2 separate regions of the Homo sapiens genome follow, and region 2 is linked to region 1. Evidence: read pairs that join two places in POLR2A ChIA-PET (ENCODE). Cell type or tissue: IMR-90. All regions are shown on one strand. Each heading gives the region's core, and the rest is flanking DNA. Links, peaks and the distances in the headings are about the cores only.

Region 1 (15,471 bases), core at 6,946-10,945:
GCTCACGCGTGTAATCCTAGCACTTTGGGAGGCCAAGGCAGGTAGACTGCTTCAGCCCAGGAGTTCGAGAGCAGCCTGGAAACATGAACCCCATCTCTATTAAAAATTTTTTGTTGGCTGGGCGTGGTGGCTCACCCAGGAGGCAGAGGTTGCAGTGAGCAGAGATCACACCATTGCACTCTAGCCTGGGTGACAGAGCAAGACTCTTTCTCAAAAAAAAAAAAAAGGAATGGGGAAGAGGCCAGGCATGGTGGCTCACACCTGGGAGGCTGAGGCGGGCGGATCACTTGAGATCAGGAGTTCAAGACCAGCCTGGCCAGCATGGTGAAACCCCATCTCTACTAAAAATATGAAAATTAGCCAAATATGCTCACTTGAACCCAGGAGGCTGAGGTTGCAGTGAGCTGAGATCGTGCCACTGCACTCCAGCTTGGATGACAGAGTGAGACTGTGTCTTTTAAAAAAATAAAGGCCGGGTGCCGTGGCTCACGCCTGTAATCCCAGCACTTGGGGAGGCCGAGGTGGGCGGGTCACCTGAGGTCAGGAGTTTGAAACTAGCCTGGCCAACATGGTGAAACCCCTGTCTCTACTAAAAATAGAAAAATTAGTCAGGCGTGGTTCTACGCACCTGTAATCCCAGCTACTCGGGGTGAGACAGGAGAATCGCTTGAACCCCGGACGCGGAGGCTGCAGTGAGCTGAGATTGCCCCACTGCACTGCAGCCTGGGCGACAGAGCGAGACTCCGTCTCAAAAAATAAATAAGAGAATGGGGAAGCTGACCAATGAAGGTAGTGGATTAGTGGCAGTTTCAGTAACCTGGACCAAGAGTTCTTATGTTTTATGGGTTGTAGACCTCTTTGAATCTAATGAAAGCTGTAATCGTCTCCCCCAAATGCTCAATACCCACAATTTCAGATTCATTGTTAGGGGTTTAAGAATCCTTCCTGAAGTATACAATATATGGGTTAATGGACTACACGTAGGACCTGTGGCCTAGCATCACATCTTCCCAGCACAGAATAATTATCACCCAGGTACATGTCTTTCCCAGTGACCTCTTAGGCCATGGACCTCCTAATTCTCACCCTCAGAACCCCAGAATTCTCTTTGTGTTCTGGTCTCCTTCTCTGTGCAGGTTGAGCGCATTGAGAAGAGATGTCTGGAGCTGTTTGGCCGAGACTACTGTTTCAGCGTGATTCCAAACACGAATGGGGATATCTGTGGCCACTATCCCCGGCACATCGTGTTCCTGGAGTATGAGAGTTCTGAGAAGGAGAAAGACACGTGAGCATCATGTGACCGTAGTGTACATGTCTGGGGAGTCCGTGGCAGCTAATCCCTGTGGCCAGGAAGTCTGTAGCTGGGCAGGGCAGAATCACTTTCCCCAGGTGTTAATCCTTATTGGCATTTTTATTTACTTCAAGGTTGGACAAGTCAGACTGGCAAGGTGGCATGGCATAGAATGAGGGGTTGGGAGTAACAGCCCTTGATTGCTGTTTCACTTCCACCCTAGAGCTCATTGTCCTAAGATAGCTGACTTCACACTTCACTTCTCTGAATATCAGTGTCCCTTTTTTAGAGAGTGTGAGTGGGAGGTACACTGTGTAAAGACAGGCTTACCAGCGTTTACCGTATGTAGCACTTGAGAGCCTAAGGTCTAGAGTCAGACTGCTAGAGTCAGACTGTCTAGAGTTCACATCCTGGATTCCCCTGTTGCTGGCTGTGTAACTGATGCTGGGCAAGTTACTTAACTGCTTTGTCCTTAGTTTTCTTATTGGTAATTCTCTACCTCATGTTAATTAGTCCTTTTAAGGACTAACTAAAATTTTAGAAAGTGGTAGTGCAGTCCAGATGATAAATGGGGCTGATAAAAGCCTGACATGTACGTTGTAAGAATTAGAAATAAAAGCTACCATTTATGGTGGGCCTACCAAGACCTGAGTACCTTATGTGGGTTAACAGTTTATACCAGAGCAGACACAGAATGCTTGGTGCAGGTTGTGGCCTGTAGGTAGTCAGTAAATGGTATAGTTATTTGATACTGATAAGTAATCACAGCATGAGGCTCTAGGAAGTGGTATATGTTGATCTCAAAGTTTGCTCTCCTAATCTCCCTACTTCCTGCTGATTTTAAGGGAATTTCAGGAGCCGTTGTCAGCACTATCTGTGAAATCCTGGCCCCGTGGGTGAAATGTTGTGAGGAGTACCGCAGCAGTCATGCTGCATAGTGCAGTAGCCCCTTGCTACTCAAAGCAGGGCTAGCAGTGCATTCAATAACTTGTTAGAAACGCAGAAGCTCATGCTCCAGAGCCACTGAGCCAGAATCACAGCAGAACAGGGTGTCCAGGTGATTCGAATGCACTACCAGGTTTGAGAAGTGCTGCCGTAGGCCAACTGGGGAAATGGTTAATTCTGCCTTGTGTTTATGTGCCTGGGAAGAACTGGAATTGGAAGGATGAGCAGGAGTTTCCCTGAAAATGTCCTTAGGGATCAACTCATATAGGATCTTGATCATCAGGCCAGGGAGTGTGAACCTGTGGGTTGTGTGTGGGTATCAGTGGTTTTATTGTGCTAGGAACCCCTAAGCACTTACTAAGATTATGGATTCTCGGCCTGGCCTAGTGGCTCATGCCTGTAATCCCAGCCTCCTTTGGGTGGATCACCTGAGGTCAGGAGTTTGAGACCAGCCTGGCCAACATGGTGAAACCCCATCCCTACTAAAATTACAAAAACTAGCTGGGCGTGGTGGTGGGCTCCTGTAATCCCAGCTACTCGGGTGGCTGAGGCAGGAGAATCGCTTGAACCCAGGAGGTGGAGGTTGCAGTGAGCCGAGATTGCACCACTGCACTCCAGCCTGGGCAACAGAGCAAGAGCAAGACTCTATCTCAAAAAAAAGATGACAGATTCTAGAACCTCTCCTGGGCCTTCTGGAATCAGAATTTCCAGTCTACATTCTGTGAGAGCTCCCTTGATGTCTTTTTTTTTTTTTTTTTTTTGAGACAGAGTGCTCTGTCACCCAGGCTGGAGTGCAGTGGCACGATCTTGGCTCACTGCAACCTCTGCCTCCCGGGTTCAAGCAATTCTCCTGCCTCAGCCTCCTGAGTAGCTGGGATTACAGGCGCCCGCCACCACGCCCAGCTACTTTTTTTGTATTTTTAGTAGAGACAGGGTTTCACCACGTTGGTCAGGCTGGTCTCGAACCCCTGACCTCATGATCCAGCCGCCTCGGCCTCCCTAAGTGCTGGGATTATAGGTGTGAGCCAGCACACCCGGCCTCTTGATGTCTTAAATACACTATAGCTTGAGAACCGCTGCTGCAGGCCATGGGGAGCCAGAGAAGGTTTACAGCAGAGGAACAATCCAGTAGGAGGAGTTTAAGCACTAAGCCTTAGTTTCCTCATCTGTAAAGTGGGGATGTCTATAAGAGTGCCCATCTTGGCCGGGCGTGCTGGCTCACACCTGTAATCCCAGCACTTTGAGAGTCCAAGATCATGAGGTCAGGAGATTGAGACCATCCTGGCCAACATGGTGAAACCCCGTATCTACTAAATATACAAAAATTAGCTGGGTGTGGTGGCGCACGCCTGTAATCCCAGCTACTCGGGAGGCTGAGGCAGGAGAATCACTTGAACCCAGGAGGCGGAGACTGCACTGAGCCAAGATCGAACCACTGCATTCCAGCCTGGCGACAGGGTGAGACTCCATCTCAAAAAAATAAAAAAAAAAGAGTGCCCATTTCACAAGGTTGTAGTGGGGTTCTCCAAGAAAAGAGTGTTAAGGGCTCTTGTAAATAGATCACAGAAACAGTATTACATCCTCAGTTATATAACCTAAGAACTTGGGATCGCCAAGCCTAAAGAATTGGGGTTTGTTATGGCCCTGTTATTTATGGTTCTTAGCTCTTCCTTAATTCCTCCTTCCAGAATTAGGTAAGCTTAGTTTCTTTTTTTTTTTAAGACAGAATCTTGCTCTGTTGCCCAGGCTGGAGTGCAGTGGTGCCATCTTGGCTCACTGTAACCTCTGCCTCCCAGGCTCTAGCGATCCTTGTGCATCAGCCTCCCAAGTAGCTGGAATTACAGGTGTGTGGCACCACACCTGGCTAGTTCTTGAATTTTAGTAGAGATGGGTTTTGCCATGATGGCCAGGCTAGTCTCAACTCCTGGGCTCAAACAATCCGCCTGCCATGGCCTCCCAAAGTGCTGGATTACAGGTGTGAGCCACCGCGCCCAGCTGGGTAAACTTAGTTTCCGTAAATCTTTAAGCTAAAGTTTCTGAACAAGAGGGTTTTGTTTTGTTTTGTTTTCTTTGTTTTTGCCTTGCCATTCTCTTCGTTCCCCTTCTTCCTACCCTCTTTGGTGCTGGCTGGCTGGTGGTTTTACCTCTGTGCCCTGATGATGACATTCTGATATTAAGCTCAGCTGTAATCAAGGTGGGTTTTTTTGTTTTTGTTTTTGTTTTTAATTAAGACGGGGTCTGGAATGCAGTGGCACAATCATGGCTTGCTGCGGCCTTGATCCCCTGGGCTCAAGTGATTCTCCCACCTCAGCCTCCCAAGTAGCTGGGAATATGGGCACATACCACCACTCCCAGCTGATTTTTTTTAATTTTTAGTAGAGACCAGGTCTCGCTGCATTGCCCAGGTGGGTCTCCTGAGCTCAACAGATTTCCTCACCTCGGCCTTTCAAAGTGTTGGGATTAGAGGTGAGAGCCACCGCACCCAACAGAGTGGTTCTTTTCTATGTTGATTTTATGAGTGAATCAACTGGGGATCTTTCTACAATGCAGAGATTCAGAAGACCTGAGGTGGGCCTGCGATTTGGCATATTCTAACAAGCTCTCAGGTAATACCAAATGTTACCCTTCAGTAACATAATAGTACATTGAGAAACGTAGTGGTGGTTGCCTTGTAAAAGCTTTTCCTGGAAGGAAACAAGTTTAGTGTTGATCCCTTAAAGAGACTGAAACTAGTATTTGTTGAGTACCTCTGTTTGGCAGGTGTTGAGGTTTTACTTGCTAGCTTAAGCCCTACAACTATTCAGTGAAGAAGACAGTATCACCACTCTTTTTTTTTTTCAATTTGATATGGAGTCTTGCTGTGTCGCTGAGGCTGGAGTGCAGTGGCGCAAGTGATCTTGGCTCACTGCAACCTCTGCCGCTCAGGTTCAAGTGATTCTCCTGCCTCAGCCTCCCTAGTAGCTGGGATTACAGGCGCGTGCCACCATGCCCGGCCAATTTTTGTATTTTTAGTAAAGACGGGGTTTCAACATCTTGGCCAGGCTGGTCTTGAACTCCTGACCTCGTGATCCACTGGTCTCGGCCTCCCAAAGTGCTGGGATTACAGGTATGAGCCACCGCGCCTGGCCCTCACCACTCTTTTATAGATGAAGTTGAAGCCCAGAGAAGTAATTTGCCTTTGCCGAAGATCACAGAGGTAGTAAGCAGAGTGGGGTTAAAAGCTGTATTTCCTGACTCTGTACCTGTCTGCCTTATCTTTCACCACCACGGCTCTCCCACCTTGTCTAGCAGAACCTCACAGTTAGGCCAAGGCCACTGTGGAACATGATTAACCTTAGAGGAGCTTGTTGGAGTTTGTTTTTACTTTTCACTCCTTGCAAGGCCTTAAAGTGTTACTGAAGTGATGTTGAGTGGGTGATGCCTGCTTGTTGAAAGGGGGGACTTCGGGTATGTTTGGGTGGGAAGAAATAGCATTTTTTGCTTTTTTACTGTCTGGCTTGGCTGTTACTATGATGCTGAATTAAACTGAATAGACTGAATAAAAAATAGACTGAATTAAACAGGGTAGAATTGGATTTAAGCAATGTTTTGGTCCTGTTAAGGAACCTCTCCAATTTGGTTCATCATCTGGGAATAGAAGCCTGGACAGGGATCTCTGAATAGCTAAGACATGTTTGTCAACAGTGTTCGTTCAGCTGCTGCTGTGTAGTAGACCTCAGGGATCAAGTTGGAAGCCAGATAGATGAAGTCCTTACCAGTAGGTCTAGTGGGAAACAGAGTCCAATAAAGAAGCAATAATTGTTAATAAAAGCTGGAATTAGGGGAAGTACAGGTGAGGCCCTGCCGGATAGTGGTTAAAACCATGGGCCCAGTGGCTACCCACAGGGTTTAGAATCTCAGCTACCCTGTTTACCTGTTCTGTGACTTTGGGCTAGAGATTTCATCTCATTAAACTACCTCATCTGTAAAATTGGGTAAGTGAGGACTGAGTGAGATAATGTGGGTGTAAGCTCTACTTTGTGCCTCTTATCTATTAAATAGTAGCAGCAGTAACATTTATCTCAGGAAGTTGTGGGGTACATTATAGGAACAAGCCACCCAGTTTGGTAAGTGTGGTGCCTGTCTGGGAAAGCTTCCTATTGGAAATATGTGATAACAGCATTTTCTTCTGTATTTGAAAATAGTTTGGCTGGGCATGGTGGCTCACGCCTATAATCCTAGTTACTTGGGAGGCCGAGATGGGCGTTTCGCTTGAACCCAGGAGTTTGAGACTGAATTAAACTGAATAGACTGAATAAAAAACAGACTGAATTAAACAGTCTGGGCAACATGGTGACACCTTGTCACTACAAAAAATACAAAGCATTAGCCAAGCATCGTGGCATGTGCCTGTAGTCCCAGCTACCTGGGAGTCTGAGGTGGGAGGATCACCTGAGCCCAGGAGGTCAGCTGCAGTGAACCATGGCGCCACTGCACTGCAGCCTGGGCAACAGAGGAAGACCTTGTTGGGAAAAAAACAACAAAATCTCACTACCTGGTAACATCTTGCCAGAAATTTCAGTGCATACATTACAAATGTAAATACAGAAGCCTACATTCATCCCTTCGAATGTGAGTATTATGTGCCAGACACAGCTCAGTGCTTAGCACTGCAATAAAAGAATCCTAAGGACAAGAGATAATAAAAACAGGAAAAAGTGAGAGAACAGAAACTGAATTGGTTCTTTTTTTTTTTTTTTTTAAGACGGAGTCTCATTCTGTTGCCCAGGCTGGAGTGCAGTGGCGTGATCTCTGCTCACCGCAACCTCCGCCTCCTGGGTTCAAGCAATTCTCCTGCCTCAGCCTCCCGAGTAGCTGGGATTAGAGGCGCGTGCTGCCACGCCTGTCTAATTTTTGTAGTTTTAGTATAGACGGGGTTTCACCATGTTGGCCAGGCTGGTCTTTACCTCCTGACCTCAGGTGATCTGCCGCCTGAGCCTCCCCAAGTGTGGGATTACAGGCATGAGCCACTGTGCCTGGCCAGAAACTGAATTGGAGCTTGATGTAGGGGAACCGGTAAAGGAACCACTGGCCGACCTAACAAGAAAAGGTGGGTCATTACATTAAAAGATCCTCCCTAGAGGAAAATGCTGATGTGTCCTCCACCAGGGGTGTTTTGTTTGTTTGTTTTTAACAGAAGTTTAGCCTGAGAAATCCACCTTGGTTTTGAGGCTACAACTCAACCTGGGAAAATCAGATGTAGGCATTTAGGGTTCAGAGGGCTGGTATGAGCTAAGTGAGAGTCGGTTGCAGCAGATGGTGCTGACCAGATATGTGACATCGGCCACGGGCCAAGTAAGTGGGAGGAAGGCCACTGTGGCAGTACTAAAGGTGCTCGGTTTTATATTCTTGTGGAGTCTAGTTAGGCAATTAATTGGTACCAAGGTGCCTTTTGATTTCATAGAGAAACTGGGTGAGGGGAAGGCAGCACACTCTGGTTCTCTGTGAGCTTGTGTGCCTAGGGCTGCCTGGTGGGTTGCTGCCACCCTACGGGCACTTTGCTTTTTTTTTTTTCCCCCAGACGGAGTCTCGCCCTTCGCCCAGGCTGGAGTGCAATGGCGTGATGTTGGCTCACTGCAAACTCTGCCTCCCGGGTTCAAGCAGTTCTCCTGCCTCAGCCTCCTGAGTAGCTGGGATTACAGGCACGCGCCACCACGCCAGGCTAATTTTTTTGTATTTTTAGTAGAGATGGGGTTTCACCATGTTGGCCAGGCTGGTTTTGAACTCCCAACCTCAAGTGATCTGCCCACCTTGGCCTCCCAAAGTGCTAGGATTACAGGTGTGAGCCACCACGCCTGGCCCCTAGATATATTTTAACTAAGAATTCGCAGTATTTTAAAGACTGTGTTTTTATTAACCCTAACAGCATCCAGATACATTTAAAGAGGTACCACAAGTATGTGGGAGTCACTGATTTCTTCCTTCTGGGATAATATTTGGGTGCATGTGTACAAGAGGAGCTGTACGCAGATTCCTAGAAGGATTAGGATGTGGAAGCAATTAAATTCCCTCTAGGAGTTGGTCTGAAAGCTCAACACTTTTAAGGAAGGAACATGAGTATTTTTCCTTCCTTCTACTTGGTTACTCTGTGTAGCTGGGAAAGCTTCCTGCTCTAACTTTCCTGCCTCCTGTTTCTGTTGCTACCAGAAGCTCTGACTGGCTGGGGTGAGCTTTGCTAAAGGTTGGTAGGTGAGTTTATGAGAGCGGACCCTTATTTTAGGGAAGCGTGATTTGATATGGGTATGACTTGCTGGAGCTAACTTCTAAACCTCACTCTCAAGTTCTAGAAGCTCACTTACCAAGCCCAGTGCATTAACTACTACACGTCCCTGTGTCACACATGGCTTCTCTTATGCCTCCTTTGCTCTGTGCGCTGTTGGCCATATGGACTGTGAAAGCAGAGGCCTAGAGCCATGTGGACCAAGAAACGTCATCTCATTCTGCCCTCTAAAACAGCACTCCCCAACCTTTTTGGCACCAGGGACTGGTTTCATGGAAAACAATTTTTCCACGGCAGGGTGGAGAAAATGGTTTCAGATGAAACTGTTCCACCTCAGATCATGAGGCATTAGATTCTCTGCAACCCCAGTCCCTCACATGCGGAGTTCACAATAGGGTTCGAGCTCCTATGAGAATATAATGCCGCCACTGATGATCTGACAGGAGGTGGAAGTCAGACGGTAATGCTCACTTGCCTGCTGCTCACCTCCTGGTTCCTAATGGGGCATGGACTCGTACTGATCTGGGGCTCAGGGCCTGGGGACTGCTTGCTCTAAAAGATCACAAAAATACATATTCAGAGTTATGCAAAAAATAGATAGTCACAAAAATGGTCCTGTGATTTCCAGAGAGGGTCCCTAGGGCACCAGGTCTTATCCTGGGAGTTAAAAATTGGACACCCTAGACATAATATCCAGTTTTCTGTGTATATTTCTGAATTTTGTATATGTCTTCAGTTTAGCTCACTTTTTTTTTATCTTAAAGGTTCAGAAATCAGAGTGATTTAAGTTTTAATACCTATAATTAGCACTTTTTTTTTTTCCTGAAAAACTTAATATATCTCATGCCTGTGATCCCGGCACTTTGGGAGGCCGAGGTGGGCGGATCGCCTGAGGTCAGGAGTTTGAGGCCAGCCTGGCCAACGTGGTGAAACCCCGTCTCTACCAAAAATAAAAAAATTACCCAGGTGTGGTGGCTCACACCTGTAGTCACAGCATACTCGGGAGGCTGAGACAGGAGAATTGCTTGAACCCGGGAGGCAGAGGCTGTGGTGAGCCAAGATTGCGCCACTGCACTCTAGCCTGGGCAACAACAGTGAAACTCCGTCTCAAAAAAATAGATAGATAGACAGACAGATGATAGATGATATAAAATTTAGGAATGACATTTAATTTCAAGCAAGCATTATGTACACAGATCTAGTATGGGGGTCTGTGTGAATAAACACATATACACAAAGTGCCCACTTCAAAGTCAGCTTGACCTGCTTCTCTTGCCTGTGTGTTAGGTTTGAGAGTACCGTACAGGTGAGCAAGTTGCAAGACCTCATCCACCGCAGCAAGATGGCCCGGTGCAGAGGACGGTTTGTCTGCCCAGTAATCCTGTTCAAGGGCAAGGTAAGGCCCATACCATAGCTTCATGCTCCACGACTCTCTTCTGGGGTAGCTGACTTACTGCAAAGTATAGGGTCTTTTTTTCCCTCAACATTAGTAGCCAAGCATTGGGTGGTTACTGGGTGTTGTGGGAAGCAGTCCAGAGAAACAGACCAATTCTGACTGAAGGATGGTTCTAGGTAGAGAAGGGATGGTCACACCAGCATACCCCACCCCGTGTTCCAGAGCCAGACTGCCTAGGTTCAGATCCTGACTCTTATTTCCTGCCTATGCAGAGCCTCCTTTTCCTCTCCTATAAATTAAGAATAATAATCACCTATTTCAAAGGTTTGTGGATTAGATTAAATCAAATGAGTTCCTATATTGTTTTTCCATTCTTTCAATTATATAATTCACCAAGTATTTATTGTATATTATGTGCCAGACACTGCTTCAGGCCTTAAAATACATCACCATGTAAAGCAGACAAAAATCTTTATTGTCATGGAGCTTATATTCTAAGGACTTTTGTTAATTTAATTTGGCTCCCCAGTTTGGTTTCATTTTTATCTATCTTTTGGTGTACGGGATGTGCCCATTTCATTGCAGATGAAACAGAGGCTGAGAGTGACTAAGTAACTTCCCTAAGTAGAGGGTACACATCAGGGCAGAGGATGGAGGGGATTGAATGAAGACGGCTGAACGCTGAGCAGGGAGGTGGCTCTGTGTTTGCTAGGAGAGCCATTGTGACGTTTGAGCGGGGAAATTCCGAATGCAAGTAGCAACGGTGCGAAAATTGGTCCAAGAAGAGTGGACTGACATACAGAGAGCCTCAGAGGGGAAGGGAGCGGAATTCAGTCTATTCATTCCTTTAGCTGGTATCTGAGTGTCTCAGTGGTCAAGGGCAGGGCAATGGGGAGAGTCTGACTGTTGTCTCAGTCCCTGGTGTGCCTTTTTTGTAAATTGGGAAAGAGGAGGAAGGAAGGGAGACTCTGCCAAAAGCTTTCTTCTTCAGATCAGTTTTAGGGAAAAGTATGTATGGAAGTTAGGTCCTAGAAATTGATCTTCTTAAAGCTGTTGCCACTTTGGAAAGTTTTCATGTTCCCGAAAGTTATTGCAACTTTTTTTTTTTTGAGATGGAGTCTCTCTCTTTTTTTTTTTTTTTTTTTTTTTTTTGAGGCAGCAGACATCTTGCTCTGCTGCCCAGGCTGGAGTGCAGTGGTGCGATCTCAGCTCACTGCAAGCTCCGCCTCCCGGGTTCACGCCATTCTCCTGCCTTAGCCTCCCGAGTAGCTGGGACTACAGGCACCCGCCACCACGCCCGGCTAATTTTTTGCATTTTCAGTAGAGACGGGGCTTCACCGTGTTAGCCAGGATTGTCTCGATCTCCTGACCTTGTGATCCTCCTGCCTCGGCCTCCCAAAGTGTTGGGATTACAGGCGTGAGCCACCGCGCACGGCCTGGAGTCTCTTCTGTTGCCAGGCTGGAGTGCAGTGGCCCAAGCTTGGCTCACTGCAACCTCCACCTCCCGGGTTCAAGCAATTCTCCTGCCTCAGCCTCCCGAGTAGCTGGGATTACAGGAGCATGTCACCACACCCAGCTAATTTTTGTATTTTTAGTAGAGACGGGGTTTCGCCATGGTGGCCAGGCTGCTCTCAAACTGCTGACCTCAGGTAATCCGCCCGCCTCAGCCTCCCAAAGTGCTGGGACTACAGGCGTGAGCCACCACGCCTGGCCTGCAACTTCATTTGAAAGAGTACCACCCTGTGCAGCACAGCGCTTGTCATTAGAGGTTGCACGGGAGATACTCCAACCAGTGTTTCCATAGAATAGCAGTTTAAGGACATGCTTGCGAAAAGCATTATCTGTCAAATAAGAATTCGAAATACTGCATACTAGATTCTTCAAATAGATTGATAAATGTATGTTCATATAGTTAAGGCTCTGAGAAGTCCTGTAGCAGAGAGGCCTGTGTTAGGTCAGACATGTGGCTCACGGTAGGCACTGAGGAACTAGTATGATGGTGGCAGCATTATTACCAACAATACTTTAGGGACACCAACCTCTACCAGGTTGAGGAAGAGAGAGAGTTGTGTTAAGAAATGCTTGCTTCCACTGTGTTAAGAAATGCTTGCTTCCACAACCTAAATGTCCATCAACAGATGAATGGATAAAGAAAATATGGTACATGTATGCAATGGAGTACCATTCAGCCATGAAAAATAATGAGATCCTGTCATTTGTATCAGCATGGATAGAACTGGAGGTCATTATGTTAAGTGAAATAAGCCAGGCACAAAAAGACAAACTTCACATGTTCTCACTTATTTGAAAGCTAAAAAAATTAAAACAATTGAACTCATGAAGATAGAGAGTAGAGTTATGGTTACCAGAGACTAGGAAAGGGTTCTGACAGGAACAAGGGGGAGGAGTGGGGATGGTTAATGGGTGCAAAAATATAGTTAGAATGAGTAAGATCTAGTATTTGATAGTACAACAGGGTGACTGCAGTCAACAATAATTTATTGTACATTTAAAAATAAGTGTATAATTGGATTGTTTGTAACATAGAGGATAAATGCTTGAGGTGATGGATACCGCATTTACCCTGATGTGATTGTTATGCGTGGTATGCCTGTATCAAAATATCGGCCGGGCACGATGGCTCATGCCTGTAATCCCAGCACTTTGGGAGGCCAAGGCAGGCAGATCGTGAGGTCAGGAGTTCGAGACCAGCCTAGCCAACATAGTGAAACCCCGTCTCTAATAAAAATACAAAAATTAGCCAGGCAAGGTGGCAGGCGCCTATAATCCCAGCTACTCCGGAGGCTGAGGCAGGAGAATTGCTTGAACCCAGGAGGCAGAAGTTGCAGTGAGCCGAGATCGTGCCATTGCACTCCAGCCTGGGCGACAGTGTGAGACTGTCTCAAAAAAAAAAAAAAAAAAAAGTCTCACGTACCCCATAAGTAAATACATGTACCCACAAAAGTTTTTAAAACTTAAATTCTTCCAGCGGAAACAGAAAATCAAATACCGCATGTTCTCATTCATAAGTGGGAGCTAAATAGCGGGTACGCATGGTCATAAAGGTGGAAACAATAGACGTCAGGGACTTCAAAAAGGGGAGAGAGGAAGAGGAGGAGGAGGCAAGGGTTGAAGAATACCTGTTGGGTCCTATGTTCACCATTTGGGTGATGAGTTAAATAGAAGTCTAAACCCCGCTTACACAATATATCCATGTAACAAACTTGCACAGGTACCCCTGAATCTAATGTTTAAGAAAAAAGAAATGCTTGCGTTCTGCTTCCTTCAAAACTCAGTTCAGCATGGTTGGTGCAACTGAGGAACTAAGGTTATATTTTACTTCATTTCATTTTAATTTTTTTTTTTTTTTTTTGAGACAGAGTCTCGCTGTCGCCCAGGTTGGAGTGCAGTGGCGCGATCTCAGCTCACTGCAAGCTCCGCCTCCCGGGTTCATGCCATTCTCCTGCGTCAGCCTCCCGAGTAGCTGGGACTACAGGTGCCTGCCACCATGCCCGGCTAATTGTTTGTATTTTTTAGTAGACAGGATTTCACGGTGTTAGCCAGGATGGTCTCGATCTCCTGACCTCGTGATCCGCCCGTCTCGGCCTCCCAAAGTGCTGGTATTACAGGCGTGACCCACCGTGCCCGGCCCATTTCAACTTAATTTTTAAGGCTTGAAGCAATGTAAAAGTTTGTTGTTGTTAAAAACAACTTTGAAATGAGTCCACGTTTCCCTTAAAATGCCCAAAGTTTGTTGGTTTTTTTTTTTTTTTTTTTTGAGACAGTCTCTCTCCGTTGCCCAAGCTGGAGTGCAGTGGTGCCATCTTGGCTCACTGTAACCTCTGCCTCCCAGGCTCTAGCGATTCTTGTGCCTCAGCCTCCCAACTAGCTGGGATTATAGGCACGTGCCTCCACACCTGGCTAATTTTGTCTTTTTAGTAGAGACTGAGTTTCACCATTTTGGCCAAGCTGGTGTCAGACTCCTGGCTTCAAGTGATCTGCCCACTCTGGCCTCCCAAAGTGCTGGGATTACAGGCGTGAGCCACCACACCTGGCCAATGCCCAAAGTTTCACATCCTACTTAAGATATGCTTTAAGTGTAAAATACACATCAAATTTTGAAGATTTAATAGAAAAAATGTAAAATATTCATTTTAAAAGTGATTACATGTTGACATAATGTCTTGGATATGATGGGTTAAGTAAAGTATATTAAATAATTTTTCAAAACTCAGTTCAAGCATTGAACAGTAAGTTCTCATACCATTTTCTCCCCAAACACTTGAGTCTGGCTTTTAGACCATTGAAACTGGAACAATTCATCTTTCTTTTTGTTTAAGAGGTGGGGAGCAGAGGTCAGAGGTTACTAAATTAGAAAATTATACAGAGTGCTTTTCCACGGACCGTATTAGAGGCCATTCCTAACTAGGTAAATGGAGAGCATTCAGGGTAGATCTTGCGTTTTCAGTCAGGAGCCAGCTTAAAGGGCAGAGATGATGGGTTATGAGTCAGAACCATGAGGCAAAGGAACAGGTGTCTATCAAGAGGGGTCAGCCCTCCCACAGGGGCCTTCCTGAAGAGGCTGGTTCCCCACTTGGGGACTTGGCCAACTTGTTTTTCTCCATCTGACTCGGGTTTTGCTGGCCTAGGTCTGGCTGCCTCAATTACTAAAAAGACAAGGTCAATAGAAGGGATGTGGAAGAATAATTGGGAACAGAAAAAGGGTCTCAGAACTCAACAGCCAAAAAGAAGGCAGCTATCTGCTCTGAAAGATTTAACAGAAATAATGCAAAGGAGAGTGAGGTCAGCTGCCAGCAGCTTAGATGAAGCGGGGAGAGTGGATATGATACAAATGCCAGTGGAACAGGCAGCCACACACCCTGCCAACGTCTTGGAGTCTTAGAGGTCCTCAGCCCTTTCCTGTGGAAGCATCCACTTTACTCCTCACTGCTTGACTGACTTCTTAAAGCAAGGGCTTTTAACGGGGTCTGGGAATGGGTTCATCAGTGGACTTGAGAGAGTCCAGAAATCCCTGGAAATGTAAGTAGATTATGATGTGTACATATTTTTTTTTTCAGGAGATAGTTCATACTTTTTTATCAGATTTTCAAATTGCTTTTAGACCCACAGAAAGTTAAGTGGCCCCCACTGGAGTACATCCTACTTAAGCCAGCAGGAATGCCAGCCCTTGGTAGGCTTCCTCAGTAGGCTTCCAGGACAGCCTCTCCACAAACCAGCTCTTGCCCCAGCACCAATAATGCCCCTCATTCTGTCCCAGGTTATATCCAGGTAGCTTTTCTATTGCTGTCCCCACGTCCCCACCCCTTGTCTGCTGCTACCTCAGATAGAGCCAGAAAGTGACCTAGTCGTTCCCACGCACAACTCTTTGCTGTAGCAGCAAAACTTTCCTTCCCATTATCTTACAGGTAGAGATGGAGAAGCCTTCAGATGGTACTTGGCAATCTTCCAGGGATCCACTTTCCATTTGCACATTGTGTTACCCATTCAGCAGTGAGCTTCACTCCCTGTCTGTCACCTCACAACTTCGCCATTTCCCATTGTAGTGTAACAGGGTCATGT
Region 2 (15,471 bases), core at 1,132-5,131, 210 kb before region 1:
AAGAGAAATTTGACCATTTCTAAGGATGTTAACTGTTGAAGCATCTTATCAAGCCAGGTCGTACAATCTCCTATTTTGGTCCTTTAAGGAGTGTAGGCAATTATTTATTACAGATAAGTAATGAAGTCTGAGCTGCAAATAATATGAACTAGGCTCTTGAATTGAAATTCCTTCTTGATAATTCTAATGCTGGGTTGCAGTCTTTCTGTTTCCATCTTTTCCAACTAGCAGAGACTTAACGAAAACCAAAAACGTGTCTAGGACTGTAACTTCAGATCTGGTAGAAAATGCATTTCTTTAAGCTTTTTTAACTTGGTTCTGCTTTTATACTTGTATCTATAGCACATCCTTAAATTTCTACGGGCAACAGATAGAAATTCCATTTAACACAAGTCCCTGTTATATTCTCCAAGTGTATCTGACTATCCTTAATCTCATTTATACAGGCTCTACTCAAGCACTTTTATCTATGTGTCATGGTTAGTCTTTAGGAAGAGTTTAGGCTGCATACACAGGATTATCATAACAAGACTATTTAAATAGGATCTTTAAAAACTGTTTAAGTCATTGCTTTATTGTGTGCTGTTCACATATCAAGATTCTATTTTTTAAAATACAGCTTTTTATGAGGCAAAATAAAATGAAATGGAATGTTTTAGCTAGAATAGAATTTGGCTTTATAGCAGTGAAGAAGAGTTCTTCTTCTAATATTGGTCTTCTTCTAATATCTCCTAATATTGGTTAGAAAGGACTTACCTAATGCAGAACCTAAGAACATTTTCATTATTCAACAAAATTGTAATAAAATTCTGAAAATCCCTCAGAGTATAAGTTAATCAGATAGATAAGAAAACCCTCCATGGGATTATTTAGAACAATGTATATTTCTAATAGGCTCACTGTTTCATATCTCACTAAAGAGGTAAGGGCCTGGCCTTGTAAGTTAAAAACTTACCAGTATAGGACAAATTAAAGTTGTATCTGTATAGTTGTACTCAGATTCTTATGCTATTTATTTTTATTTTTATCATTATTATTCTGCAACTTCTGAAAAGAAGAGGAGTTCAGGTATTTGACAGAACATTTTATGATATCCCTAGAGTTTCTAAATTGAATCATAGTTTTTAAGAAGCATTTTGCATTTTTTAGTTCCTCAGTTGGTATTTTAAAAACATTTATAAGTGGCCAACAAGGCTCTCAGTAGTGTTTCACCTTGTTCTCTCTAAACTCCTCTTCTAAACACAATGTGTATAGGGCATTTGGTCTCCAGACTTCTTAGAAAAACCAGTCTGACTGATAATGAAACAGTGTGCTTTGCATTGATAATTAATATTTCATTTTATACACTGGAGCATTATCTGTAAATCTCCAAACATAGCATTGAAATTTAGTTGAACCGGGACTCGGTGAAAATCTGCTCAGTGTTCAGTACTGTACTATAAGCTTTCTTCACATACATTATCTCACTTACCATGCATGAAATTGGGATCATTGTCCTAAATTTATATATCCAGAAGCTTTGTCTCAGAAATGTTTGGTAACTTGTCCAAAGTGAAGCAGCTAATAAGTGACACAGCCAGATTTCTTCTGGTGGGGGATAGTAGGGGTTCACAGGGTCTCACTGTTGTCCAGGCTGGAGTGCAGTGGCATCATCACAGGCTCACTGCAGCCTTGACCTCCTGGGCTCAAATGGTCCTCCTACCTCAACCTCTCGTGTAGCTGGGACCACAGGCACACCACCACGCCTGGCTAATATTCATATTTTTTGTAGCGACAGGGTTTTGCTGTGTTTCCTAGGCTGATCTCAAACTCCTGAGTGCAAGGAGTCTGCCCACCTTGGCCTCACATTCTGCTGGGATTACAGATACGAGCTACTGAGCCCAGCCTCACAGCCAAGTGTCAAGCCAGGGCTTCTGGACTCCAAAACCTGTATTGCTTCCTTGCTCTTTCGCCATAATAGCGAGACCTTTAAAATATTTATCCATCTTTGAGCCTCCCAGAAAACTCCTTTGCAATATATTTTAATAGAGGTTCAGAGAAGGGAGAAATGTTCTTTTGATTTTAACAACTTGCTGAGTAGGTGCATCTAAAATTAACTTATTATCCATGAGGTTAATTGTATCTTGTTAGATACAAACAAATGTCCATGTTCCTTTTTTATATGAGTCCTGAAATATTGTAAAATTATACAACAGAACCTGGAGGAGTAGGTTTGATTGTATTTGCTGTGTTTCACCTCATAGCTAACCATGGTAGCATCTTTCTTCTAGAATACTCCTGTTCTGATTTTATGTTCCCTTTTTGTAGTCATCAGATCCAGAATGTAAATTATTTTACAAGTACATCTACTAGACCCTGGAAATATTAAAAAATTACTCAGATAGGAAAGCTTAGTGACCCCAAATGAGTGTTTTCTGCTTTGAAAAGAAAAACTTAAAGGTGGCCATAACAAAAGATTTTTCACTCCTGAGCCTAATTTTTCCATTTATAAAATGAGTGCTTTGGACAAGATGACTTCTAAGTTCTCTTCTAAGCTTTAAGGCTATATGTATGGTTCTGACAATTCATCTTTACATCATTATTCTGTATCTAAGATAGTTCATTCTTCGGATTTTTTATTTTGTTTTTGTGTTTGCTTTTCAGAGACCTGGTTGTATCCTAAAATGTTTACGTGATTCAAATTACCATTGAGAGCTCTTTTTTATATCCTTGTTCACTCTTCCTTCCAAGTGTTTACAGGTTTACAGTTTCAGTTTTGCTTTCATTTGGCCAGCCACAATGACATTTGTATGATGTAAGATTTTTTTTTTTTTTTTTTTTTTTTTGGTAAAATTTTTGTGGATTGTTTCCTAGGTTTCTAAGAGGGAAAATCTATGAGAATTGCTCTCTGGTGAAGAGAGTATTTACTTACCTGTAATACATGTTCTCTAAAGGTATAAATTATAATAATTCACCTTTGCTCTTCCTATTGGGGGAGGGTCTTACTCAGAAATTGATGTTTATCAAAATTCGATCTGTCTTATGTCAGGGCAGGAGAGCCACAGAGTGGTGAGCAACCTACAACTGTATATCTTAAGAGAACACAATTACAGGTAAGAAATTTTCTGTCTTCCACAGGATACATAATCTTATTATCCTAATCTTTGCAGGTTTACTATCTGGCCTAAATTTATTTCTTGTCAGTTTATTATTCTAATCTTTACTACCAAAAACTTGTGACTGATAGGTCTTCTTTTTGACTTTTTCCCTTTTTTTTGATTTCTACTGAAGCTCATTTCGTGATTTGCATTACTCATGCATAATTTAACCAAACTACTTGTTGGAGGGGGGAGTCCCATAGGTTATTTCATTTGAAATAAACCTTTTGGAAACGCTTTTGGTACCTGTAGTGAAGAGCTATTAATCCTCATCCAAAATCTTCCAATGAATCTTTTTTATTACCTCTTCACACGTCTCTAGCACGGGGCAGACAACTTTTAAGAGATCTTTATCTTCCTTCTAGGCGCTTATTTTATATATTAGTTTTATTCTATACGATCACAGTCTCTCCTAAATAAATGTTAAGATTTCTTCCTCAGTCTTGCCATTTTACACCATCCCAAATGGTATGAAAAGTTGAATAGCAGTCATTTTTTATTGGTTTTTGTCTTTTGATGGGATCTCATTATATGTAATCCAGATTTCCTCAAGTTTTTCAGTTAAAAGGAATTGATAGGACAATGTTCCAATATGCTGAGACACAAGACAATAAAATGCTTGACTGTGTAACTGAATTAGTGTGTTGAATTGTATCACTCACCAGTTGATGTACATTTAAAACAGGTGCACTAAATAGTTTTAGATAATTATTGATAATTCTCTGGTTCTTTTCAATTATAGCGCTGGATAAAACAAGCCTTAGAAGAAGGGATGACTCAAACATCATCTGTACCCCAAGAGACTAGAACTCAGCACCTATACCAAAGCAATGAGAATAGTAGCTCTTCTAGTATCTGCAAAGACAATGCAGGTACGTATCTAAAACCTTTCTGATTATATGACCAATGATTGTTTCAGGTCTGCATAAAAAATTTAAGTATGAGTATTTCTGATACAAAAAGAAATGGCGTGTTTTCTAAATAGTTACTTTACATCTGTCTTTACAGAGGAAGAGAGAGATCTCAAGTCAGGGATCAGTTTTCCCAGGACGACAAAGAAGGACTAGACAGTGTACAGATAACAGCAGAAATGGTTATAAAAAAGGTTAGATACATTTAAAGTAGTAAGTTTAGGAAATTTATATTCATATTTATAAGATGGGGCAAGGGCAAGAAAGTGGTGGAACACTAATATTCAGGAAAGAATTAAAATTCTGAGTGATTAAGTTGGGTGGGACATGGTTGAGGGAGCAGGGGATGAATGAAATAAGTGAAAAATTATTATCAATTGATTGTTTTCAAAGGGGCTTGTATAATTAGCATACAATTTTTAAAAGAACAGCCGGGCGCTGTGGCTCGCACCTGTAATCCCAGCACTTTGGGAAGCCAAGGTGGGTGGATCACCTGAGGTCAGGAGTTCGAGACCAACGTGGCCAACATGGTGAAACCCTGTCTCTACCAAAAATGCAAAAATTAGCTGGGTGTGGTGGCAGGTGCCTGTAATCCCTCCCTAAACAGGAGGCTGAGGCAGTGGAGAATCACTTGAACCCGGGAGGTGGAGGTTACAGTGAGCCAAGATCACGCCACTGCACTCCAGCCTGGGCGACAAGAATGAAACTCCGTCTCAAAAAAAAAAAAAAAAAAAAAAAAAAAACAAATTTTTTAAGACAGCTTTAAATCTAAAGTCTTTGTGCATTTTTAAACTAGATGTCAATGAAAAATCATCTGTTCCATTGGTTTTGACAGTGACTTGCAAAGGATGTAATTGAAAGCACTTGTGATATCTTAATGTATTTTGTGACAATCTTTTTACCAGTTTCTCCTGCAAATATCAGCTTAATTGAAAAGTTCTTTGTGATTTTCATAACTTTTCTCTAAATCAGTTTTTTAAATATTAGACAATCAAAATACCAAAGTAAATTAGATGCTAAAGCAACCTTTCAGGTTGCAACAAACAGAATATTTCACATTTTCATAAAAAACCCACTTCATTGTTCCTGTTTACCAACTTGCTGAATAAATGTAATGAACTTGAATTTAATTAGATAAATTTTTAGTAGCAGATATTGCAACTAAAATCAGAACTTTTCTTAAAGTTCTTACTTCATTTGGATTTTACTTCTTTTTAGATTTTATTTCAGAAAACGTGAATTGCCTTTTTTTCTTTTTTTCTTTTTTTTTTTTTTTTTTTTTTGAAATGGAGAATCAAGCGATTCTCCCTGCCTCAGCCTCCCGAGTAACTGGGATTACAGGCGCCCGCCACCTCACCCGGCAAATTTTTATATTTTGAGTAGAGACGGGGTTTCACCATGTTGGCCAGGCTAGTCTCGAACTCCTGACCTCAGGAGATCCGCCCACCTCGGCTTCCCAAAGTGCTGGGATTACAGGCATGAGCCACCATGCCTGGCTGTGAATTGCCATTTTTTAAATTATGGATTTAGTTTATTCTTTTGTCTCTAGATTAGATTATACCTCATAAGTTACCACCTATATACCTCAGGATAATAAAATTCCAGTTATCTGAAAGATAAATTATACTGTTTATTTAAAATATTTTCTTCTAGTATTCACCAAAAATTAGGGATATTTAGTCAAATATGAATAGTATAAAGAAATCTTGGTACCAGATTTCCATTTGTATTATTTCTTTTTTAACAGCTTTTAAGGTGTTAGTAAGAATATAACTTAGCTGAAATAGACTATCATGTTTGTGTATCTATCTGGTGTGTGTGTTAATGCATGTGTATAGTTAAGGTTGGGAACAGGAGATTGCATAGCAGTTCACATCCTGACTAGCAAAGGATTATAGGAAAAGTGTCTTTGTTATCACATGCCCTGGTTGGAAGGAAATTAGGATTCCTAGTCACCAGCCTTTTTTGTTATTGTTGAGCTTCTGCCCTAGTCTAACAGTGAGAAACACTCACAGGACACACCTTGCCCTTAAAAAGCAATGTAGGAAAATATTTGATTTTAAAAATCAAGCAGCAGTCAAATGCGCAAGTTATATTGCTACAAAATTAGCATAAATTCTGAGGAATTACTTTTATTTGTTGGCTCTCTTTTGTTTTTTTCAAGAATACCAAAGAGACATTAAGAAAGGGGAAAGGATTTCTATAATAGAAAAAATCAAACAGACCTTTACTTGAAAACCAGCTGTCCCCTTTACTAACTATATGATGTTACTAGAAGTCTCTGAGGCTAGGCGTTGGTGGCTCACACCTGTAATCCCAGCACTTTGGGAGGCCAAGGTGGGCGGATCATCTGAGGTCAGGAGTTCAAGACCAGCCTGGCCAACATGGTGAAACCCTGTCTCTACTAAAAATACAAAAATTAGCTGGGCCTGGTCACGTACCTGTAATCCCAGCTATTTGGGAGGCTGAGGCAGGAGAATTGCTTGAACCTGGAGGTGGAGGTTGCAGTGAGACGAGATTGCGCCACTCCACTCCAGCCTGGGTGACGGAGGGAGATTCTGTCTTTAAAACTTAAAAAAAAAAAAAAAAACAAGTCTCTGAGCCTCATTTGTAAAATGGGAATAGCAATACCTGCTTTATAGAGCTAACATTAGAATGAATAATGTATATAAAGTTCTCAATATAGTATCAGGCCCATAAGAGTAATTATTATACGGTCATTATTCTACACAGAATACTCTTTCTTGTAGAGTATTTGTGGATTAATAAATACATTAAAGATTCTGGCTGGGTGTGATGGCTCACGCCTGTAATCCCAGCACTTTGGGAGGCTGAGGCGGGCAGATCACGAGGTGAAAAGATTGAGACCATCCTGGCCAACATGGTGAAATCCCATCTCTACTAAAAATACAAAAAAAATTAGCTGGGCATGGTGGCATGCACCTGTAGTCCCAGCTACTCAGGAGGCTGAGGCAGGAGGATTGCTTGAACCTGGGAGGCAGAAGTTGCAGTGAGCCAAGGTCACGCCACTGCACTCCAGCCTGGCAATAGAGTGAGACTCCGTCTCAAAAAGAAAGAAAGAAAGAAAGAGAGGGAGGGAAGAAAGAAAAGAGAAAAGAAAAGAAGAAAGAAATACACTAAATATTTTAAGTTCCTAAAAGCTGAAACTTTATAGAAATAAAAGTTATTATCAAAGTAGGGCAGGGGCATGATGTTCATTATTTGTAAATGATGTGGGTCTATTCTTAGAAGAGCCTAAGTAATCAGCTGAAAAACTTAGAATTAATAATAAGAGTTTAGGCCAGGCGTGGTGGCTCACGCCTGTAATCCCAGCACTTTGGGAGGCCGAGATGGGTGGATCACAAGGTCAGGAGATCGAGACCATCCTTGCTAACACAGTGAAACCCCATCTCTACTAAAAATACAAAAAATTAGCTGTGCGTGGTGGTGGGCACTTGTAGTCCCGCTACTCGGGGGGCTGAGGCAGGAAAATAGCATGAACCCAGGAGGCGGAGGTTGCAGTGAGCTGAGATCGCGCCACTGCACTCCTGCCTGGGCAATAGAGTGAGACTCTGTCTCAAAAAATATATATATATACTAATAATAATAATAAGAGTTTATTAATATCACTGGATAGAAGGATAAATATATAAAAAGTGTAAATATATTTTAAAAAATCATTTATATACCAAGAAAGTAAATGAATACCAATTTTTTTTGTTCCCAAACTTAACAAAACTAAGAAACTGCCTAGGAATAACCTTAGTTGGGTATATGGAGTAAACTGTTACTGAGAAATATTTTTAAAGTCTGAGGAAATGGAAATTTCTTTTTCTTTTTTTTTTTTTCATGAATCATACGTGAGCCTTTGATAAATTTCATGTTCATTATGGAAAGAATATATATATGTGTATATATATATTTCTTTCTCTTTCTCTCTGTCTTTATATAGTTCCCATGAAACTGCCTTGTTTTTGGAATTTGATTAAATGATTCTGAAGTCTACCTTTAAAAAAATAAGAAAAAAATTGAAAAAATAATAATGAAGTACTTTCTCTTGAGGTGTAAGACGAGCTTCTAGTATGAAGCTAATAGTTAAATTTAGTATAATATTGATGCAAGAATGGATGTATATATGGAACAAAATAGTCAGAATAGGCCTAAATATAAATGTAAAAGTTGGTAAATTGTCATGGAATTTTTAGTTAGGAGATTGAAAAAGAATTAGAATCTAGCTGGACACGGTGGCACGTGCCTGTAACTCTCAACTACTTGGGAGGCTGAGGTAGGAGGATCACTCAAGCCCAGGAGTCAAGTTCAACCTGCGCAACACAGCAAGACCTTGTCTTCAAAAGAACTACTAGGTCCTTTGCCAAAGAAAATTCTAGGCACATTCAAATATATATATTTTTTTAATTCAAACTTGGGCCTGGCATGGTGACTCTCACCTGCAATTTCCAGCTCTTTGGGATGCCAAGGCAGAAGGATCACTTGAGGCCAGGAATTTGAGACCAGCCTGGGCAGCAGAGAGAGACCCACATCTCTACAAAAAATAAAAATTAGCCAGGCATGATGGTGGGTTGCCTGTAGCCTTAAGGAGGCTGAAGTAGGAGGATGACTTGAGCCCAAGAATTTGAGGCTGCAGTGAGCTGTGATAATGCCACTGCGTTCCAGCCTGAATGACAGCAAGACATCTGTCTCTAAAAATAATAAAATAAATAATTCAAACTGTATTAACCATGTTTTTGTGTCTATACTGCCTCTGTATTAATAGAGGATTAGTACATTGGGGAAAGGATTTGCAGTAAAACTGCCGGGGAGTAATATCCCTGCTAGCAATCTGATAAAATTTATCATGTGCATTAAAAATATTCATAATCCTTAACCTAGTAGTCGTTCATTTGTTCTGCTTGGTATCTTTCCTACAGAAATAGACAAAGAAACCAAAATTTATATATAAGGTTGGTGCAAAAGTAATTGCGTTTTTGGACCATTAATTTTAAATCACTGTAACTAGACTCAGACACATCTTTATTAATCAAAATAGGAACCACTGCAATCAACACATTTTTGCCACTGAGAAATAAGTTTGTTTATTCCTGTAGCCTAAAAATCTATGCTTCAGGATTCGACAAACTCTTGGAAAATATTTTCTGCATCCTGCTGGTTGTGGAAGCACCTTCCCTGTAAAAAGTTGTCAGATGCTTGAAGTGGTACCTGGTTGGCGAGAGGTCAGGTGAACATGGCGGGTGAGACGAAACTCTGTAGTCAAATTTGTTCAGCAGCTTCAGAAGTTGAATGAATTGTTTATTAGAATAATTAATTCTTAGTTATTAACAATTGCAAAAACTATAGGTTAAAAATAATCTGAATTCCAACCCCAGGAATGGTAGAATTTGTAATTTTATCTGCTTGTGCACATACTTGTAATGGAGTATCATATACTATTTATTGAAAATCTTATTTTTGATTCATTTTATCAAATTAACTCCCTCTACCCCCAAAAACAGCGTAGTACCACTTTTGAATTAGATTTGTGATCTTACCTAGCACCTTGAATTTGTAAGAATATTAAAAGAATAGCCAGGTGTGGTGGCTCACGCCTGTAATCCCAGCACTTTGGGAGGCCGAGGCAGGCGGATCACGAGGTCAGGAGATCCAGACCATCCTGGCTAACACGGCGAAACCCCGTCTCTACTAAAAATACAACAACAACAACAAAAAAAAAAACCGGGCATAGTGGCAGGCGCCTGTAATCCCAGCTACTCGCCACTGCACTCCAGCCTGGGCGACAGCGAGACTCCATCAAAAAAAAAAAAAAAAAAGAATATTAAAAGAAGAATATACGATGACTAAGGTTCCTTCTAGGAATGTAAGGATGAGTTAATATTTGAAAATTTAATAATCGTCATTTGTTAGCAGGTCAAATGGGGGAGGAGAAGTCATAACACAGTGACTTTTATCAATTTAATGATAAAATAACATACTATGATCTTTTAATATCTAGCTGAAAAATTGCCAGTTGTCATGCATCATGAAAACTAGTTAAACATCAAAATAGGCTATCAAATTATCCCACTATTACCATTATTATTTAATATAGTCTAAGTAATTGTTAGCCAAAGTAATTACACCAACCCCCTCCCCCCCACAAAAAAAATCAACATAAGAGATATAAGTACTGGTAAAGAGGGTTAATGTGTTATCATGTACAAATACTATTATCTACCTAGAGAGTTAATTGAAAAACTGGTAGAGATTAATAGGGTAACTGGATAAAAAATAAGTATGTAAACTTTTTAAATGTTAATAACATTTAGATAACAAAGGGAGAGATACGTTTTATTCATAGTAGTAAAAAAAAAAAACTAAAGAACTCTGGAGAGTAAACTTAATTAGACATGTGGTATATATAGATGAAGAGGGACATAATATGTGAATAACAAAGATTATGCCATGTTCCTGGGTAAGAATGCTTCTCAAATTACTCCTGAATTTCATCTAACACCAATCAAAATCCTAACTTTTTTTTTTTTTTTTAATAGTATGAGCATGGTCATTGAATGACTTCTATAGTTCATTGCTAGAATAGCTAAAATATTTTGGAGAACTAGAACAGAATAACTGGAATTTCCCTAACAATTTTAATAAAAAGTATGCTGGTGTTGATTCAGTATTGGACAATAAGTGGAAAGAATAACATTCGGAAATAAACATTCAGAAGATAAGCCCAGTATATGTAAGAATCTAATAAGATAAATATATTTCAAATTAATAGGGAAATTATAGTTATTCTACATTTACAGAAGATTTTGGAAGAAGGTGCTGGCTATTTGTTATGGGGAAAGGATGGATTAATTGCTACCCCATATTTAAGTATGTTCTTTTTTCCTTTTTTGTAATGGCAGTTTGTCAGTGTGAAATAAAATGTTCTTTTTTAATTAAAATCTAAATTAAAAATTAAACATGGAGACAAAAGGAAAATAGGCTGGCATTTTTACAGTGTCAGGGTGGGTTAGCAAAGACATGATATCAGAAGCAGAAAATAAAGTGATCCGTTTGACTAAATAGAAACAAAACATATAGCAGAGACTTGTAAATAAAATTGAAGGCAATCAGTAAACTGGGAAAATACATTTGTAATTTTATTGACAAGGGGTCAACATTCTTACTATTTAAAGAGCCCTTACAGATGAAGAAAAAGACCCCAACACCTCAGTAGAATGCAGGCTGAAGAACATGAGCCAGCAGTTCTCACAGGACTAAATATAAACTACACATATATAGATATTCTTTTGATTTAATAATCCTACATGTAGCCATTTGTTCTAATAGCAAAAAATGAAAAAAAAGTTGGTTAAATTTTGATAATACTAATGTTGTGCAGTCATTAAACCTGAACTGTAGATTTCTATTCATTGTCATAAAATGTTGACCATGTATTTCTGAGTGAAAATAGTTACTGAGTAGTTTAGGTAAGGCAAGAGTCAGTGAAGCAATGTCTCGATAAAAATTTACCAGGATATTAGCATGCGTTTATTTGTGGATATGATTTTCAGGTTGTGTATGTGCTGTATAACCTTGGTAATTTTTTGAGTAAAGGTGAAAAATAATAATAATAAAAGATGGATAGATTTGACCACATAAAATTTGGAAACTATATATGCAGGAAAAAGAGAAAAAGTAGGCAAATGACTTGGCTTTCTTTGGCCTGTAAACTTCTTAAGGGCAGACATCAGGTCTCTTGTTGAATACAGTATCATAATAAGTACTCAGTAAATATATGTTGAATGAATGCCTTGTACATTGATTTGCACGTGGCAGATTTCACCTGTATCTTATAACTCCTTTCTACAACTAACTTCATCACTTAACATAATTGACTTTGATAGTTATAGTGTTGGACCTAGCAGTACAGAGATCTGTAAGATTCCATTGTTTAAGACCCTTGAAATATTAAATATATAAAAGTTATTCCGAATATAAGCCATGAATTACATGTTTGTTTCTGTTTTATACCTAGGCACTTTTTAAAAGGAGGAAAGAAAATTTAGTATCTGGAACAAAAGGAAGATGTGAATATACTTCCAATCTAGGAATATTAAAAATCCTGAGATATCAGAAAGGAAAAATATGCATCTTCAATAATTTTTTGCATTTATTCTTCCCTCTTCATCTAAACATCTCCTACCCTAGTTTAGTGCCTCATAATTCTTTGCTAACTACTGTGTTAACTCCAGATGGTTTCCCAGTTACTAGTCTCATACTGACCATTGCTTCCAGATAATCTTCCTGGCCCAAAAATTTTCCTTGAAGGCCTGGAATAAATGTCACTCCTTCCATCCACCAAGCCTTGGGGATATACTTTAACCTATTGATTAAGAATATAGATAGATGGAGCCAGGCGCGGTGGCTCACGCCTGTAATCCCAGCACTTTGGGAGGCCGAGGCGGGTGGATCACGAGGTCAAGAGATCAAGACCATCCTGGCCAACATGGTGAAACCCCGTCTCTACTAAAAATACAAAAAATTAGCCGGGTGTGGTAGCGAGCACCTGTAGTCCCAGCTACTCGGGAGGCTGAGGCAGGAGAATGGTGTGAACCTGGGAGGCGGACCTTGCAGTGAGCCGAGATCGTGCCGCTGCACTCCAGCCTAGGTGACAGAGCAAGAGTCCGTCTCAAAAAAAAAAAAAAAGAAAAAAAGAATATAGATAGATGGGGCCAGGCGTGGTGGCTCATGGCTGTAATCCCAACACTTTGGGAGGCTCAGGTGGGTGGATCACTTGAGGTCAGGAATTCAAGGCCAACATGGTGAAACCCTGTCTCTACTAAAAATACAAAAATTAAGAATGTAGATATATGGGAGCAAGAATACCTGTTTTGTCTCTCTCCACACATCAAGTTTCTCACCTTTAATATGGGGATGATAATAATAGTGCTTGATTTATAGAGTTGTTAAAATTAGATATTTCACAATAAAGCACATGGCATAGTCTGTGGTATATAATCATCATTTAGAAAATACAGCTTTTTTTTTTTTTTAACTAACACATAGCAATATGATCACCTTTCTTGATCATGCTAATACTAATGTGTTCACTTTTTTTGTTGTGTCGTTTTGTTTTGTTTTGAGACAGTCTCCTCCCTCTGTCACCCAGGCTAGAGTACAGTGGTGCAGTCTCAACTCGCTGCAACCTCTGCCTCCTGGGTTCAAGTGATTCTTGTGCCTCCACCTCCTGAGTAACTGGAACTGCAGGCATGCACCACCACTCCTGCTTAATCTTTTTTGTGTATTTAGTAGAGACAGGGTTTTGCCATATTGGCCAGGCTGGTCTCAAACTCCTGGCTTAAGTGATCTGCCTGCCTCAGCCTCCCAAAGTGCTGGGATTATAGGCATGAGCCACCACACCTGGCCCTGTTTCTATTTCTTACAAATTTTAAGCCTCTTGAAAATAGAATGTATGATGACCATTTTTCCCTTCATACCTAGTTCAGTAATCAGTAGGTATTAAATATATATACTTTTAACTGTAAATGAATAAAACTGTATTTTTATTCTGAGAATCAAGTGAGAAAGGTGCTTTGACCTAAATGGTCACTAAAATATTTAGTGTAGTGACTTGCTTTTTAAGTGGATCTAAGAAGTACAGAAAATAGGATTATTCTAGTCAAAAAGAATGTGAACCTAATTTTTTAATGGTTGGGAGAAGTTTTTGTAGAAATCATTTCATGCTTTTTAGGTAGAAAAGGGGCTAGACATGGATCAAGGAATCATATAAGAATAGAAAGAGCTTCTGAAAAGGGACACACATATATAAGAGATGGTGAAAGGAATTTGGATTTAGCATCCCAGTACCTTTAGTTGGTGATATAGCAGTTTAGTAGAGGGTAACTGTAACACAGTAACAAAGACTTTTCAGAAACTCAATGTAAAAGAAAGAACTGTAGCAGTGGCTCACGCCTGTAATCCCAACACTTGGGGCGTCTAAGGCGGGCAGATCACCTGAAGTCAGGAGTTGAAGACCAGCCTGGCAAACGTGGTGAAATGCCATCTCTACTAAAAATACAAAAATTAGCCAGGTGTAGTGGTGCATGCCTGTAATCCCAGCTACTCGGGAGGCTGAGGCAGGTGAATCACTTGAACCCGGGAGACGGAGGTTGCAGTGAGCTAAGTAAATGCCATTGCACTCCAGCCTTAGCGACAGAGCAAGGCTCTGTCTCATAAATAAATAAATGAATAAATGAAAGAATTTTATATTTTGCACTGGTAGAAATTAAATTAGAGATCAGTCACATTTGATTTACCTGGAGTTTGGGAGATAGAATGTTTTCAGAGTTATTTTAAGCATGGTAATTAAAGAGTTTCTTTGGGATTTTGGTTGGATTGGAGGAGATAACTTAATGGGATGAGGCAGAAAACAGTTAAGAGCCATTGTAGATTACAGATTAATGGCTTTACTGTAGAGCCTTAAATTAATCTGTGGTTTCAAACTCTCATCCAAGCTTTGTGTTTCACAGACTTGTTGAGCCCATTAAAGAAATGGAAGTCTCGCTATCTGATGGAGCAGAATGTCACCAAGTTACTTCGGCCTCTGTCTCCAGTCACACCACCCCCTCCCAATTCAGGCTCAAAGAGTCCCCAGCTGGCCACACCTGGCTCATCTCACCCAGGAGAAGAGGAGTGTCGAAATGGATACAGCCTCATGTTTTCACCAGTCACATCTCTTACTACTGCTAGTCGCTGCAACACTCCTCTACAGTTTGAGGTGATTTGGGTTTGGTTGCTGGGAGTGCTGGATATGAAAATCATCATTTGTACCTTCTCATTTCAAATATAATACCATTCCAAATGTTTCTTTACTATCTTTCTTCCCCATCTCAGTAAGAGAATGGGAAACCTCAGGGTCATTGTGGCCTGTTACCTGGTAGCCTCTCATCTTGGCAGCCCCTATGCTTCCCAAAATAGGCATACTGCTACCACAAATCCCATTCATGTATCTTTTGCATGCAGTCCATCAATCTCCATAAGTTTAGGTAGTAAGCATGCTAGATCTCCATCGTTATCTTTACTGTATACTTTGGTCAAAATAGGCCTCTAGCTGCCTGTAGTATCTGTTAGTAACACTAGCCTGAGAGCACAGATGATATTGATTGATTGTGTCTTCGTTTCTAGGCCTTTAAATAAGTGAAGTGTCTTTCCCAGGTTGTTTGGTATTTTCATTGTGGCCTTAGCAGAGATTTAGAAAACATTGGGGTATGGCTTATGGCGAATGTGGGTTTTTTCCACTCCAGGTTACTTTCCCTCTTTGTTATAATGTCTTAGGAATCAGAAGTAGACAAGAGGCTAGCAACATGTATTCATGAGACAAATTTATTACCTTCACTGTTGGATTAAGTTAGAAATGTCTGCCTCAGCTGTTTCAA

The links. ChIA-PET counts read pairs that join two places held together with the same protein. Peaks named below come from ENCODE experiments on the same cell type or tissue, not always from the same donor. Only the 100,000 strongest peaks of a DNase experiment are listed, where the experiment ranks them.
Region 2: POLR2A ChIA-PET joins it to region 1 with 6 read pairs; 2 of 35 experiments call an interaction of 5 or more read pairs at or near these places.

The regions. Positions count from the first base shown.
Region 1 is chr3:9,652,485-9,667,955 of GRCh38, forward strand. It overlaps MTMR14 (myotubularin related protein 14), which reads left to right. Exons shown (of 19, transcript NM_001077525.3): 2 at 1,137-1,285; 3 at 9,783-9,891. Among named protein-coding and RNA genes, the nearest start is that of MTMR14, 11 kb to the left of the region's middle. In IMR-90, for the core only: no CTCF peak of the experiment used is centred there; no DNase peak of the experiment used is centred there.
Region 2 is chr3:9,449,860-9,465,330 of GRCh38, forward strand. SETD5 (SET domain containing 5) reads left to right here. Exons shown (of 23, transcript NM_001080517.3): 17 at 3,880-4,009; 18 at 14,566-14,813. Among named protein-coding and RNA genes, the nearest start is that of SETD5, 60 kb to the left of the region's middle. In IMR-90, for the core only: no CTCF peak of the experiment used is centred there; no DNase peak of the experiment used is centred there; H3K27ac peaks cover 185 bases.